2 separate regions of the Mus musculus genome follow, and region 2 is linked to region 1. The links are chromatin contacts, found by Hi-C in ENCODE. All regions are on one chromosome and are shown on one strand. Each heading gives the region's core, a stretch centred on a gene start or an enhancer-like site at or near the end of the contact. The rest is flanking DNA. Distances are from core to core; before and after follow the strand shown.

Region 1 (6,584 bases), core at 3,921-6,420:
TCTGCCTTTATATGTTACTTGACTCTTTTCCCTTACTGCTTTTAATATTCTTTTTTTTGTTTAGTGCATTTGGTGGTTTGATTATTATTTGATGGGAAATTTCTTTTCTTGTCCAGCCTATTTGGAGTTCTCTAGGCTTCTTGTATGTTCATGGGCATCTCTTTCTTTGGGTTAGGGAAGTTTTCTTCTATAATTTTGTTGAAGATATATACTGGCCCTTTAAGTTGGAAATCTTTGCTCTCTTCTATACATACCTACTATCCTTAGGTTTGGTCTTATCATTGTGTCCTGGATTTCCTGTATGTTTTGTGTTAGGAGCTTTTTGCTGTTTATATATTTTTTTGACTGTTGTGAAAATGTTTTTTATGGTATCTTCTGCACCTGAGATTCTCTCTTCTATCTCTTGTATTCTGTTGGTGATGCTTGCATCTTTGACTCCTGATCTCTTTCGTAAGTTTTTTATCTCCAGAGTTGTCTCCTTTTGTGATTTCTTTATAGTTTCTACTTCCATTTTTAGATTCTGGATGGTTTTGTTCAATTCCTTCACCTGTTTGGTTGTGATTTCCTGTAATTCTTTAAGGGATTTTTGTATTTCCCCTTTAAGGGCTTCTAGCTGTTTACCTGTGTTCTGTATTTCTTTAAGGGAGTTATTTATGTCCTTCTTAATATCTTCTATCACCATCATGAGAAGTGATTTTAGAACTGAATCTTGCCTTTCTGGTGTGATGGTGTATTGGGAGAATTGGGATCTGATGATGCCAGGTAACCTTGGTTTCTGTCGCTTGTGTTCTTACGCTTGCCTCCCACCGTCTTATTATCTCTAGTGCTACCTGCCCTCGATATATCTGACTGGAGCCTGTCCTTCCTGTGATCCTGGTTGTGTCAGAACTCCTTGGAGTTCAGCTGCCTCTATGATCCTGTGATTCTGTGATCCTGAGATCCTGGGTGTGTCAGAGCTCCTGGGAGTCAAGCTGCTTCTGGGAGCCTGAGATACCGTGTGACCAAGCTCCTGGGGTCCAGTGGACCTGGGCATGTTAGAGTACCTGGGGGTGGAGTTTTTTCTGGGTGTTGTGGGACTGGTTGTGGAGCTCATGCCCAAGTTCTGCTCAGGGCACCAGCTCAGACTGGAAGGAACCCGTGCCACTGGTTGGGCCGAGTTCTTGGGTGCCTGGGTCTCACTGGTCCCAGTTACTTCCAGTGATGGGGCAGATGTTGTGTCCTCTTCACCTCTGATCCTATGATCCTGGTTATGTTAGAGCACTTGGAAGTGGGTCTTCCCAAGATTTTTTATTTATTTCATGTATGTGGGTACACTGTTGCTGTCTTCAGACACACCAGAAGAGGGAATAGGCTGCCCATTACAGATGGTTGTGAGCCACCATGTGGTTTCTGGAAATTGAATTCAGGACTTCTGGAAGAGCAGTCAGTGCTCTTAACCACTGAGCCATCTCTCCAGTTCAACCAATATTGTGTTTCAAAATGACACTTCTTTATAATAAAAGCAATGATTATTAATTATAGTTTTATAAACTATAAAATATATAATGAAGAAAATAGTTGAACCACCTAGAGATAGCTATAACACTTAGATGTATATTGTACATTGTTGTCTTTATTCATACCCTCCATTCATATTTACACAATTTAGACACTCAACTGAGCAAAATTAATCATTTTAAGCATATACAATAATTTCATTTTCATATTATTTGTTGAAAAGTCTTTTCCTGTTAAAATTTCCACAGCACACATAGGCTGTGGTGGCATACGTCGTTGATCCTTGTTCTTGGGAGGCAGAGGCAGAAGGATCTCTGAGAGCTCCTGTCCTGCCTGGTTTATATAATTCCAGTCACACAGAGTAACTCTCTCTTTCTCAAAAAAGATCTCACAACATTATATGCATACATAATGTGTGCGTTTCCCCTGCTGCTGTGATGAAATACTCTGAAAACGCTACGTAAGGGAAACATATTTTAGTTTACTGCTCAAGGTACAGTCCTCAAAGAGGGACGTCAAGGCAGCAAGAGCTTGAAGCAGCTTCTCATACCACATCCCTAATCAAGAACTAGACAGGGATGAATTCTAGAATCCCCTGCCGAGGCAAGAGTCCCAACCATAATTATGATGCGTCCTTTCACATCACGATCAATATAATCCTTCAAAGGCATGCTCAGGGGCCCATCTCCCAGGTGGTCGGAGATTCTGTCAAGTTGAAAATTAACACTAACTACCACCACAGTCAACATTCTTTTGATTTATATTTTACTTTGGGGTGTTGGACATGAATCCAAAGATGTGATGCATGCTGGATAAACACCCTACCAGGAAGCTGAATCCCTGGCCTGCTACATGGCTTTTAATGTTCCTACTGGGTTGTATCGAAACACTTTAACCAAGCCATGTTAGATGTTTCAGCTGTTTCATTTTTTTTTCTATATTACAAAGAATGATACCAGTTTTTTCTTTAGAATAATTCCAAGACTGAGGTTTCATGATGAAAGAGAAAACATGCTTATGAAAGTTATTATCATTGCCAACTTGTCTGGATTTAGAACACCTAGAAGCTGGGGAGGTACACAGCTGGCTGTGTTTGTAAAGGCTGAGTCCAGAGAGGTAACGATCTGTCTTGCATGTAGGTGGCACCATTCTATGGGCTAGAGGCCTGGATGGAATGAAAACATGAAGGGGGAATGCTAAGGGTGCACCCACATTTCCAGCCCTGCTGCCTGGCCCTCTGAGATGTGAACTGCCTCTCCTTGCCTTGCCCACCGTGACCAACTGAATGAACCTTTTGAAAGGATGCCAAAAATAATTTTTTTCCCCTTGAATTATTTCCGTCGGGTGTTTTTGGTCACAGCAATGGGAAAAGTAACTGGAGAAGTAGGGTCACTGCTGTAACTAAACTTGACAATGTGGTTCTTTGGCCTTTGGAACTGGTTTCCAGGAGGGGTTTGGAAAATGACACCATAATTATTAAAAGAGCTTGGTGCTGGCATTGAAACAGACACTCTGGCAGTGGATCCAAATATATGTGGAAATTTAATATGTGATATTACAAACTGGATGGGGAAAAAAGCTTTTTAATAAATGGTATTGGCATTGCTGTTTGAAAATAAAATAAAACTGGCTTGTTCATTAGCTCCAAAAACCAAAACAAATCTCAAAAAAGATCTGAGATTTAAATGGAAAAGAATTCTACTGATGTACTCAAAAAGGAAAACATGGTTTTTAAAAAATGTGTGGAGGAAGATTTTTAAAAAATACAACCTAAACCCCAGAATCAATAGAAAAAATAATTTAAATTGGGCTGGAACTTTGTAAATCTCCATGGGGAAATAATCCTTAAAAGTAAAATATTAAGAACTATTTCTGGTTTACTCTCCAAATAGCATTATTTACTTTGTTTCCCACATCCATCTATAATTTCTTAAAACACGCCTATAGTGACATATCAGGGGAAACAAAGCGGCATTTTAAATCCTCTTATGAAGTATGAGAGTTAATGTTATGGTCAAATGCCTGAGTTAATAGATCCCTTAATAAGTAGCCAAATACTGTTAGTTGTATGTTTCTGAGAGATGAGCATTTGAGTTGGTGAACTCAGTAAGTGCCCACTTACTGGAATTTAGGGTCAGAAAGCTACACGTGGGACTTGCCATAAGTGGAAATTAGTGCAGTGGAAAACTTATTAAGAGTTATGATGGCCTAAGTCTAGCCTCAGTTCTGCTTCCTCAAGTGAAGGGTTCTCACTTCCTCAGTGTTGGTCCTTGCTTTATTTTCTCTTGAGGAAGCAATGTTTCTGCTATGCCTTACAGGTTAGGTGAGTCCCACAGTCCATGGCTGTTTTATCTTCCTGCTTTGATGTATTTGTTTTTTCATGGCTGCTGAAAGGAAGTACTACAAACTTTTGATTTCAAACAGAAACTTGAGTCTGGTGAGGTAACTTATATTCTTGTCTTTCAGGACACCTTAAAACTCTGAAAATTTCTGGCCATCCAGAGCTACAGGATGAGTTCCAGGACTGCTTCAGCTATAGAGTTGAGCCTTTATCTCAAATCATAAAGAATAATGAATGAGATGAAACAGAACTTTGTTATATTCAAGTTCTGGAGGCAAGAAACCCAAAAGCAATTTCACTGGCCCAAATCCAAGTGTTTTGGGGGCTGCTGAATAGGCTAGGAGAGATTTCCCTCCTTATCTCTTCCAGTTTCGAAGACTACTGACTTTATTTTTTTTAGTGACCTTACTGGAATCACTGCCTTCCGCTTATTGAGTCTACAGTCAATTGCATTTAGGGCCCATCCTAATAACCTAGGCTAAGTTCCATCTCAAAACCCTTAGCTTATTCCACATAGGCTCTGATACCACATAAAGTAGCATTTGCAGGCTACACGGGATTAAGTCCTGACATCTCAGTGGCCCATGATTTGACGTACTGTCCCTCAGAGTTATTCTAAGGAGCAAATCTGCTCGTGCACTTTTTAGGCTGAGTACAGCATCTGACAGAAAAGTCCTGCGGTCTCTAACAACGCCTACCCACAGGGCTGCTGCTGCGTTCGAACAAGGCTCGGGTATAAAATCTGTAGTTTCAAGAGGGTTAAAGGATTAAGTAAAAGCCCGGCAGTGGTGGCGCATGCCTTTAATCCCAGCACTAGGGAGGTACGGATCTCAAAAGTTCTCGGAGTTCAAAGCCAGCCTAGTCTATAGTGCGAGTTCCAGGACAGTCAAGGCGACAGAGAAACCTGTCTCAAAAAAGTAAAAAAATGTGGCCTGTTAACAGACCTTGCCATTAGTATTTGCATATTCTTCTTTGCAGGAAGTCTTGCATCCGTTTACCTTGCTTTTCAAATACCTCTGGGCGGACTTCTCTACCTGGAAGTCCTTCCCACCAATCTAGCGCTCCGCCTACCCAACTTGGCATCTTCCCTAGGGCTTTGGGAAGCATCCAGGCCTCTGAGGTCTGTTCTCACTCTTGCCTGTCAAAATAGAGATAATTCCACCCGATTACACCTATTTTCCAAACTTTTTGGTTATCGTCACAACAGAACTATGTTAAATAATCCAGAGAGAGGTGTTTTCCTATATTCGGCTGGAAAACGGATGTGCAAATGGTTGAATTTAGACAGGCATCACGTGAGACAGCCCAAGAGCGGAGCGTCGGGTCCTTCACTCTAGGGTCGCTGAGGCCCCGCATGTGGCGCAGGCGCAGTGTCCACGACTCGCCATGCCGACTGTCAGCGTAAAGCGAGACCTGCTCTTCCAAGCCCTGGGCCGGACCTACAGTGAGTGCCCGCCCCGTGGCTTGGGCTCGGTGCCTGGGGAAGTCTGCTCGCCCTGCAGAAGAACGTGCTGGCGGCGTTCATGCCGCTACGTGGGGTTTGGCCCGGCACGGCCAGAGTCCTCAGGGGCGCGCTGCTGGGCGAGGAGACTCGGCTGCGCTGAAGTAGCTTCTCGGAACCAGCTCCGCGGTGGCTCCGTTGCATCATCAGCGCGTGTCGGGCTCTCCGTGTCATTCATTTAGAGACCGAGCTCCAACTCCGTGCCCAGCACGGACTTTGGTGTCGGGACACAGACGAGGAAACGTACCCTGGGTTCCATCACAACTGTAGGCTGTGGAACCAGATTGACAGCGAAGGGGAGACGTTTAAGAAAGATGCGGGTCTCACTATGTAGCCCAGGCTGTTTTCGAACTGTCGGTCTTCTTGCCTCAGTTTCTGAGTGCTGGGATAACAAGCGTGTGCCACCAAGCCCGGCATTGGCTTTATTTTAGTGTTGACCAGGCTCCAGAAGTGTGTCAGGCAGTGTTTGGGAGTAGAGCTGTGCACATGACACATACATGAGAAAAATAACAAACCATGATGTTAGTAAAACGGTTTATTGGACATGCTAAATGTTTCTGGGAAAGGAAACCAGGTTTTGTGCAGGGGTAGCATTTGATAGTTAACATTGATTTGACCCCTAAATGGAATCACTTCTATGGGCTTAGCATTCATGACACACTTCCCTCTTTCTCAGTTCTAAAACTAAACCATTGTGGGGGGGGGGGGAAGGGAGGTAAATATTAGTCAAATTATCATTTCCAACACAGATGTAGTAAGTTGAAATGGTATCAGCCTCACCCTGTAGTTATCAGCTTCTATAAAGGTCAGAGCGAGTGTTTTATGAGAGCCTCCTTGTTTTTGAGTATTAGAGGCCAAAATTAGAGGACAAAATGGAGCAGGTTCATAACACCACAGTACTGATGTCGTACAAGTAAACTTTTAAGATTTTTTTTTCCTAAGGATGGACTTTAGATATTACTCACCCCCTGTGTTTGTCGGATTTTGTCGTTGTTCTTTTGGAGACAGAACCTTATTCTGAAGTCCAGGCTGACTCTAAACTTGTGGCAATCCTCCTGACTCAGTCTCCCAAGTGATACAATTATAGTTGTGACCAAGGCCTTAGAAACAGGAAATCGCTTTGCTTTTGGAATGTGGTTTTAATTTCCTAACCAGTTTCCCTTATATAGTAAGCTTATTAATATACCTCACTTGCCCTGTTACTCTAAATCATATTCTCTCTCCTGGTGGTCACTGTCTCTGAAG
Region 2 (6,923 bases), core at 1,965-4,464, 49 kb before region 1:
TCCTGCACAAGCATCATGACCAAGAAGAAAACTGGGAGGGAAGGGTTTATTCAGCTTACACTTCCATACTGCTGTTCATCACCAAAGGAAGTCAGGACTGGAACTCAAGCAAGTCAAGAAGCAGGAGCTGATGCAGAGGCCATGGAGGGATGTTCCTTACTGGCTGCTTCCCCTGGCTTGCTCAGCTTGCTTTCTTATAGAACCCAAGACTACCAGCCCAGGGATGATACCACCACAGTGGGCCCTCCCATCCTTGATCACTAATTGAGAAAATGCCTTACCATTGGATATCATGGAGGCATTTCCTCAAGGGAGGCTCCTTTCTCTGTGACAACTCCAGCTTGTGTCAAATTGACAAACAAAACCAAGCCGGGCGTGTTGGCGCACGCCTTTAATCCCAGCACTTGCGGGGCAGAGGCAGGCGGATTTCTGAGTTCGAGGCCAGCCTGGTCTACAAAGTGAGTTCCAGGACAGCTAGGGCTACACAGAGAAACCCTGTCTCAAAAAACAAAACAAAACAAACAAACAAACAAACAAAAAAACCAGACAAACAAAACCAGCCAGTACACCTCCTAGGATCTAGCTCCATGTACTGGGTGGTGGTGGCGGCACATGCCTTTAATCCTGGTTGGTTTACTTTGCTGCTTAAGCTTTTCATGTGATTGTATGGTAGATGGAACATTCACAACTGGAGAGACCTCTGTGAAACTGCACTAGTGATGTGGCATTTGCATGTAATGGATTCCTTACAAAACCCCCATTTGCCATCTGTAGATCCATGTGGTACTTACAGCTATGCTAAATATCCGAGAGACCACTGGCATGGCCTGATTAAGTCTCCAGGAGACCCTAAGAAGTTACGAGGTAAGTTCACCCTCGTCTATAATAGGTATCGAAAATAACGTTTCCCACATGTCAAGTTGCGAGTCATTTAGGCCTAACATTTTTTAAGATCAAAATTTTGTATAAATTCACGAGAGAATGTTTTCTTCAATTTGCAAACTCTGCTTTGCCAAGCCTGCACTTCGGCTGCCAGCTGGGCAATCCAGCTGTGATGGACAATCAGCCTGGCCTCGTCACTAAATGGAATTAAAATTTACTCCTCTGTGAAATCAAGAAATCACAATCCCAGGCTTTTGAAAAGCATCTTCAAAGGATGGATTCATGGGTCTCTAATAACTTAAAGGCTCTGCTTTGGCAAAACGATGGATTTCAAAGCTTTGGGACAACAGATCCTCAGATGGCGCGTGTGGAGCACCTGGGAAGGATCATGCTGCCCTATGTGAACCACTTTCCCACTCTTGCTGTCGTGTAGCATGATTTTTGTGTGTGTAGTATGTATGCATGCACACACATATGCATGGGGACATATGTGCATGGCTATGGCACGCACAACGAAGCCAGAGGACACTCTCTGCTGTCCTTCCACAGGGGCTGTCTGCCATCTTTTCTGAGTCAAGGTCTCTCACTGGGTTGCCCTGCCAGTGAGTTCCTGTGGTCCACTTTCCTTGATCTCCTCAGGGGTCGGATTCCAGGGACACAGCACAGTGCCTGGCGTTTCTGTATGTTCTAGTCACTGCAGCTCAAGTCCTTGTCCTCGAAAGCCTATCTCTCCAGCCCTGGCATGGCACTGAGCACATTCCAGGTTCTCTCCAGACTTTACACTTGAGAACTTGAAGCCTGTTAACAGGAGCGACCTGTGGTTGGATGGAGTTAATCACAAGCAGCTGTAGCGCAGAAGGTTTGGAAAGGTCCTTGGTTTTAGTGCCAGTCTCCCGCTCAGTGACTAAATAGCCAACACCTGACTAGCTTATGACAGTGTGTAGGATTGTCAATTATTGGTGTGGGCCAACTAGAGAGCAGGAAGTGTTCCCATTTCCTGTGGGTCCTGGCTTGTAACAGGTCCTATTACTATGGAATAGCTTTAGGAGAAGCTTCACATTATAGCAATGTTATTTGTTCCACCCACTGGGCAAGTACATATTTTATGCCCTGGGATCGCCCCAAGCTGTGCCAGGCACCAGGGAGAGACCAGCAAGCAGAGAAGCCCCGACTCTGTATTAAGTGAAAAGGCTCTTGGGGGAGAAGATTACAAGTGTTCCTGTTGCATACCACATCTCCAGCACCCTACAATGCATCCTAAAACAGGGCGATGCTATCTTCCAAAAAGACTTGCCTTGCCACTGCAAATACACCCATTTCTGAGTGTAAAGCGAAACGACTCTGGCCATTCCTATGGGATTCCAAGTGGCAGACTCATCCTGCTTCAAAAATGGCAAAACAATTCTGCACTGATTTAAGAAAAAAAATGCATTGATGTGACCTGAAAGACCTAGGTTACCCAGTATACAACTGACATGATTCGGTGACAAATGTTCTGTTTACGTAAGAGCCCTGTCTCTCCAGCTTTCTGTAAGCCAAGTTACACAGTCTCTAAATATCCAGCTGTGCCAAACAACAGCTGCCCTGCTCAGTGACGATACCACCCTAAGCCACAGAATTGCTCAGTTAGTGTCTAGAGGCGCTTTGAAGTTGGTATTTTGCTTTTGCTCTGAGCGCATGAGTAATTCTAAGACTTTTAGGAACCTGAAGAATGATATAGTCTCCCTAAATTCAGAAGATTTTTAAGTCTTAGTCATCTTCAATCCTGTGCTATAATCATCTAGTGTATTTTTATTTTCCACTGTTATGAACCAACCTTGGAGCCTTACCCATGGTAGGTAAGCATTGTACCACTTGGTCATAACCCCAGACCTCCATTTTCCTGTATTTTTATTTATCACAGTATAAAATAACAGCAGTGGTCTTCACCACTAATTCTTTTCAGCTGCAACTTGATTCTAGAGTCAAAACAAACAAACAAAAAACAAAAACAAAACAAAAACCAGAGAAATTATTTATTTATTTTCTCAACGATGCTTTCTTGCCTTCCTTTCTTATGCCTTGGAGGAAGGAGGTTATTTAAATACCAGAGTTTCGTGCTCCGGAATCCCATATTTCCCTTTGTGTTCATTGAACAGTTTCTTTAGCTCCTCTAGGTATGTCTGATGCAGCTCTTCAATCTGCTCTGAGGTCGGGTTCAGAGTCTGCTGAACAGGGATGGGGCGGCCAACTGTGGAAAACAGAGCACGTGTCATCCCTGAGGACAGCCACCACTCCACCCGCAGCCTGGGTCTCCCGTGGGCAGCTGAGCGCTGGGCTGCCAATCGGCTTCCCTCCAGCCCGCTGGCTCCAGTCCTCTCCTCAGCTCACTGGCTGCCTACCTCAGTCACACCATCCCACTCGACAACAAATAAAGAGTTTCCCTTCTCAGCAGACACTGAGCTGTCATTCTGTGGTTTGACTTCTGAGTCAAATGCGCTGCTGTGCCGACTGCAGCTGTGCGCAGAGTAGGCGTTGCTGCGAGCCACGTCACTCTCATTCTCCCCTGGGCACAGCTGACAAGCAAGACCACAGGGTTCTTATTGTGACTGACTGTGAAATGTTCAGGTCACGTGACATCCTCTATTATGACTTTTTAAAAAATATCTTTCAGAACAATTGAAAATGTCACTTACTTACAGCGAAGTCTCTGTGCGAGAAAGTCATCTAGTCACAAAACTGAAAGCAACCACAGCTCATTAGGAAAACAGTTACATAGGCTGAGCTACATTCCAGTTATTCACCGGAATCTTAGGCAGCTATCTTTTTTAAAAAAAGAAATAACAAATAACGTGGCACACACAGTGCCTAAAATGTCTAAGAAAAGTTGCAAAATGAAGTGTGATCCCATCTATAAAAAAATAAATTTCTAGGTGCACCAATATTTTCAGTGTACAAGAAAAACCTGGCAAGATCAACATTTTCCTTTGGGGATTGGGTCAGGGGTGGGGAACAGCACATTTATTTTACCTGTATCGTATGAATGTTCCCCCCCCCCAAAAGTATCTGTTTCATCTGTATAATTACAAAAATACCTATTGGTTGTAAATAAATCTGGCGGCTTCTGTACATATTTTAAAAGACGTTTACATAACAATCTCAGAATTTGGAAATTCAGAAATACAAGTCTTTGACGGCCTGTATACACTGCACCCCCTGCTGGCCTGGTGTTGCTATGCGCCCAAGGCCAGGATGAGCCGGGTGGTTAACTTCAAACCTTGAAGCAAACTACTCCTTCTGAAGTCATTCGCTTGGGCATGAGGACTGTGAGCGCCGCTGTAGGGGGGTGGGGGTGGGGGGATGCAGTACGCAAAGGGGAGTCGGGTGGGGGTGGGTTCCTTTGTCTTTCTTCAAGCTACATACAGAGCGAACCTGTGCCAGTAATGGAAGGTGGTTATTTTTTAAAAACCTAAGCAATCGTGAAGGAATAAAGAGGCAGCAAGTGATAAAGACCATGAATATGGGAGTTGAGAGGCACAGAAGGAAGGACTGACACTCCCTAATTGCTGAGTGTTTCACTAGACCGAGCCTCCAAACACTCGAGGGCAGTTTCCTTCGATCTTTACGAAGTCTGATTTATGCACAGTAGACACCAGTCCTTTGACACACATTAGAGAGAACTGGAGGAAACAAGCCAGTGCTGGCACATACCTGTAGTTTCAGCACTCAGGAGGTGAAGGCAGGAAGGCTGGGAGTTCCCGGGCAACCTTGGCTACATAGTGAGCAGGCTGGACCCATCTTAGTTTTCTCTCTGCCCTAAAGTTTCCTGGGCAAGGGATGGGAGAATACAACTTGTTCTATAAAGCTTCCTCGCAGTTGTGACCTTTGAGGAAGGAAATCTGAGAAATCTGTACACAGACGGACCAGTAAACTTGTAGTCTTTTAGAAATAGCTGTAGTTTTTAGTGAGACTACCTCAGGGAGAGAGGTCAACGGGACGGTGAAGTGGGGACTGTGGAGAGAGGCATTGCTGTCTAAGGCAGAGTAAAAACAGCTTACTGTTATAGGAATTGTGACCTCTCAACCTCTCAATTAGGGCTTCTTTCCCTAGGAAGGACACCACAGCTAACTAAGTCCCTTCTTATTAAGTTCCGTTATATTTCAGCAGCTTCTCCCAGGAGCTCAAATCTACCCCTTTCGACTGAAGTAATCATAAGATGTTCTCCTTGTAAGATGAGCATAGCCCTTCCTGCTTTCCTCTGAGATGTTAAAAGTTCCAAATCACAGGAACTTAATATTTAAGCCTAGCATCCCTTCCTCCAGTTCCTAAGCTGTCCCCTAACTGGATTAGAAGGTTAGAAAAGCTCAATGCTTTTTAGGGATAAGCTAGAGGTAATAAAGGGACAATTTGATCATCATCGAGACCATACTTAGACTACAAAACTCAAGGAAGCTCATCTAGCGGCTGTGAGGGGAGAACCACCTACCTGGGAGCAGTGGGACCAATGGGAACAAGCGGCTGTGAGGCGAGAACCACCCACATGGGAGCAGTGGGACCAATGGGAACAAGCTCCCGTGTGGCTTCAGCTTGCCTCCTGCTTCTTGAAATTGGACTGAACCCTTATTAAAAGCGTTAAGGCTTACGGATGTCTATCAGATGCTATTAGATAGATCGCGTGAACAACCTAGGGAGGATGCCGTCACTGCCTCTCCCTCACAGATCCAAGCCAACCTGAGCTACAGAGTGAGGCCCTGCGAAGCAGGAAGTTTTTGCTTTCTTTGGCCTTATTAACCTTTCCTTTCCTACAGCTCTATTGGGAAGGGGCTAAAAGGGAGGTTAATGCATTTAAGAACCCTTATTAAAGTAGGGGGTTTTGTTTGTTTGTTTTTTGTTTTTGTTTTTCGAGAAGGGTTTTTCTGTATAGCCCTGGCTGTCCTGGAACTCACTTTGTAGACCAGGCTGGCCTTGAACTCAGAAATCCGCCTGCCTCTGCCTCTGCCTCCTGAGTGCTAGGATTAAAGGCGTGCACCACCACGCCCGGCCTAAAGTAGGTTTGTTTGTTTGTTTGTTTGTTTGTTTTTGTTTTTAATGTAAGCCTACAACCCTGTCTCAGAAAGATGGAGGAACTCCCCAACCTGGCACATTCTATGTTTTCATTGCACGGTGGCTGCCTTGCTGCGAGGCTGCAGCCCTCCATCCTGTGCAGCTATCCCAGTACGGCTGCTTATCTGTGGCCTCCACAGCGGCCCGGTTCATCTCCTCGTCCTGTGATAAGTTTATCTGGGGCGGAGAATGGGGAAAGAAGTGAGGGCACAATCAGTCCAAGGATCCCTCTTGCTTCAAGTCCAAGCTACCACTGTGTAACAGGTACCTAGGCTAGAGGACAAGGAGTTTCGTGAGCCAGTGCAGACAGCAGTTAGGAGGGTTGGACATGGATGCTCATTTTTTTCCCTCAGGGAAGTAAAGAATCGATTGTGGTGATTTGAATATACTTGGCCCAGGGAGTGGCAGTATTTGAAGGTGTGGCCCTGTTGGAGTAGGTGTGTCACTGTGGGTGTGGGCTTTAAGACCCTATTCCTAGTTGACTGGGAGTCAGTATTCTGCTAGCAGCCTTCAGATGAAGATGTAGAAGTCTCAGCTCCTCCTGCACCATGAATGCCTGGATGCTGCCATGCTCCCATCTTGATGATAACAGACTGACTCTCTGAACCTGTAAGTCAGCTGCAATTAAATGTTGACTTTATAAGAGTTGCCTTGGTTGTGGTATCTGTTCACAGCAATAACAGATCTTTCAAGTTAGAAACATCTTTATTCTGCTCGTCTGTAGGTAGAAAGATTCCATAGAGTTTTTAACTCTCCCTGATTTTTTAAAAATTTTTCTTTTAGACATAGATTCTCTGTGTAATCAAACTGACCTTGAACTCACTAAGTAGCCCAGGCTAGCCTCAAACTGCCTCAGCTTCTTTCAAGCACTGGGATTATTAACTTGTACCAACACACCAAACAAGACTCTCCTAGTCTCATGAAGGAAGCTCCCTCCTTAAGGTGTACCACTGGAGAAA

Evidence for each region. Hi-C counts contacts between places; a loop is a spot of excess contacts on that map.
Region 2: a loop to region 1 is called in a map of regulatory T cell, with 2.4 times the contacts of the local background. The contact joins the enhancer-like site here to the promoter of Farsb in region 1. A Hi-C loop is called at or near these places in 1 of 37 maps with a recorded cell type or tissue (regulatory T cell).

Annotation. Positions count from the first base shown.
Region 1 is chr1:78,487,483-78,494,066 of GRCm38, reverse strand. It overlaps Farsb (phenylalanyl-tRNA synthetase, beta subunit), which reads left to right and starts at 5,170. Exons shown (of 17, transcript NM_011811.4): 1 at 5,170-5,282. The coding sequence starts at 5,225.
Region 2 is chr1:78,534,133-78,541,055 of GRCm38, reverse strand. It overlaps Mogat1 (monoacylglycerol O-acyltransferase 1), which reads right to left. Exons shown (of 7, transcript NM_026713.3): 7 at 2,883-3,112. The coding sequence ends at 2,958. Among named protein-coding and RNA genes, the nearest start is that of Mogat1, 27 kb to the right of the region's middle. Within about 2 kb of position 3,214, at least 3 of the 3 ENCODE cell types and tissues checked have a DNase peak (open chromatin) inside an H3K27ac peak, as active enhancers do.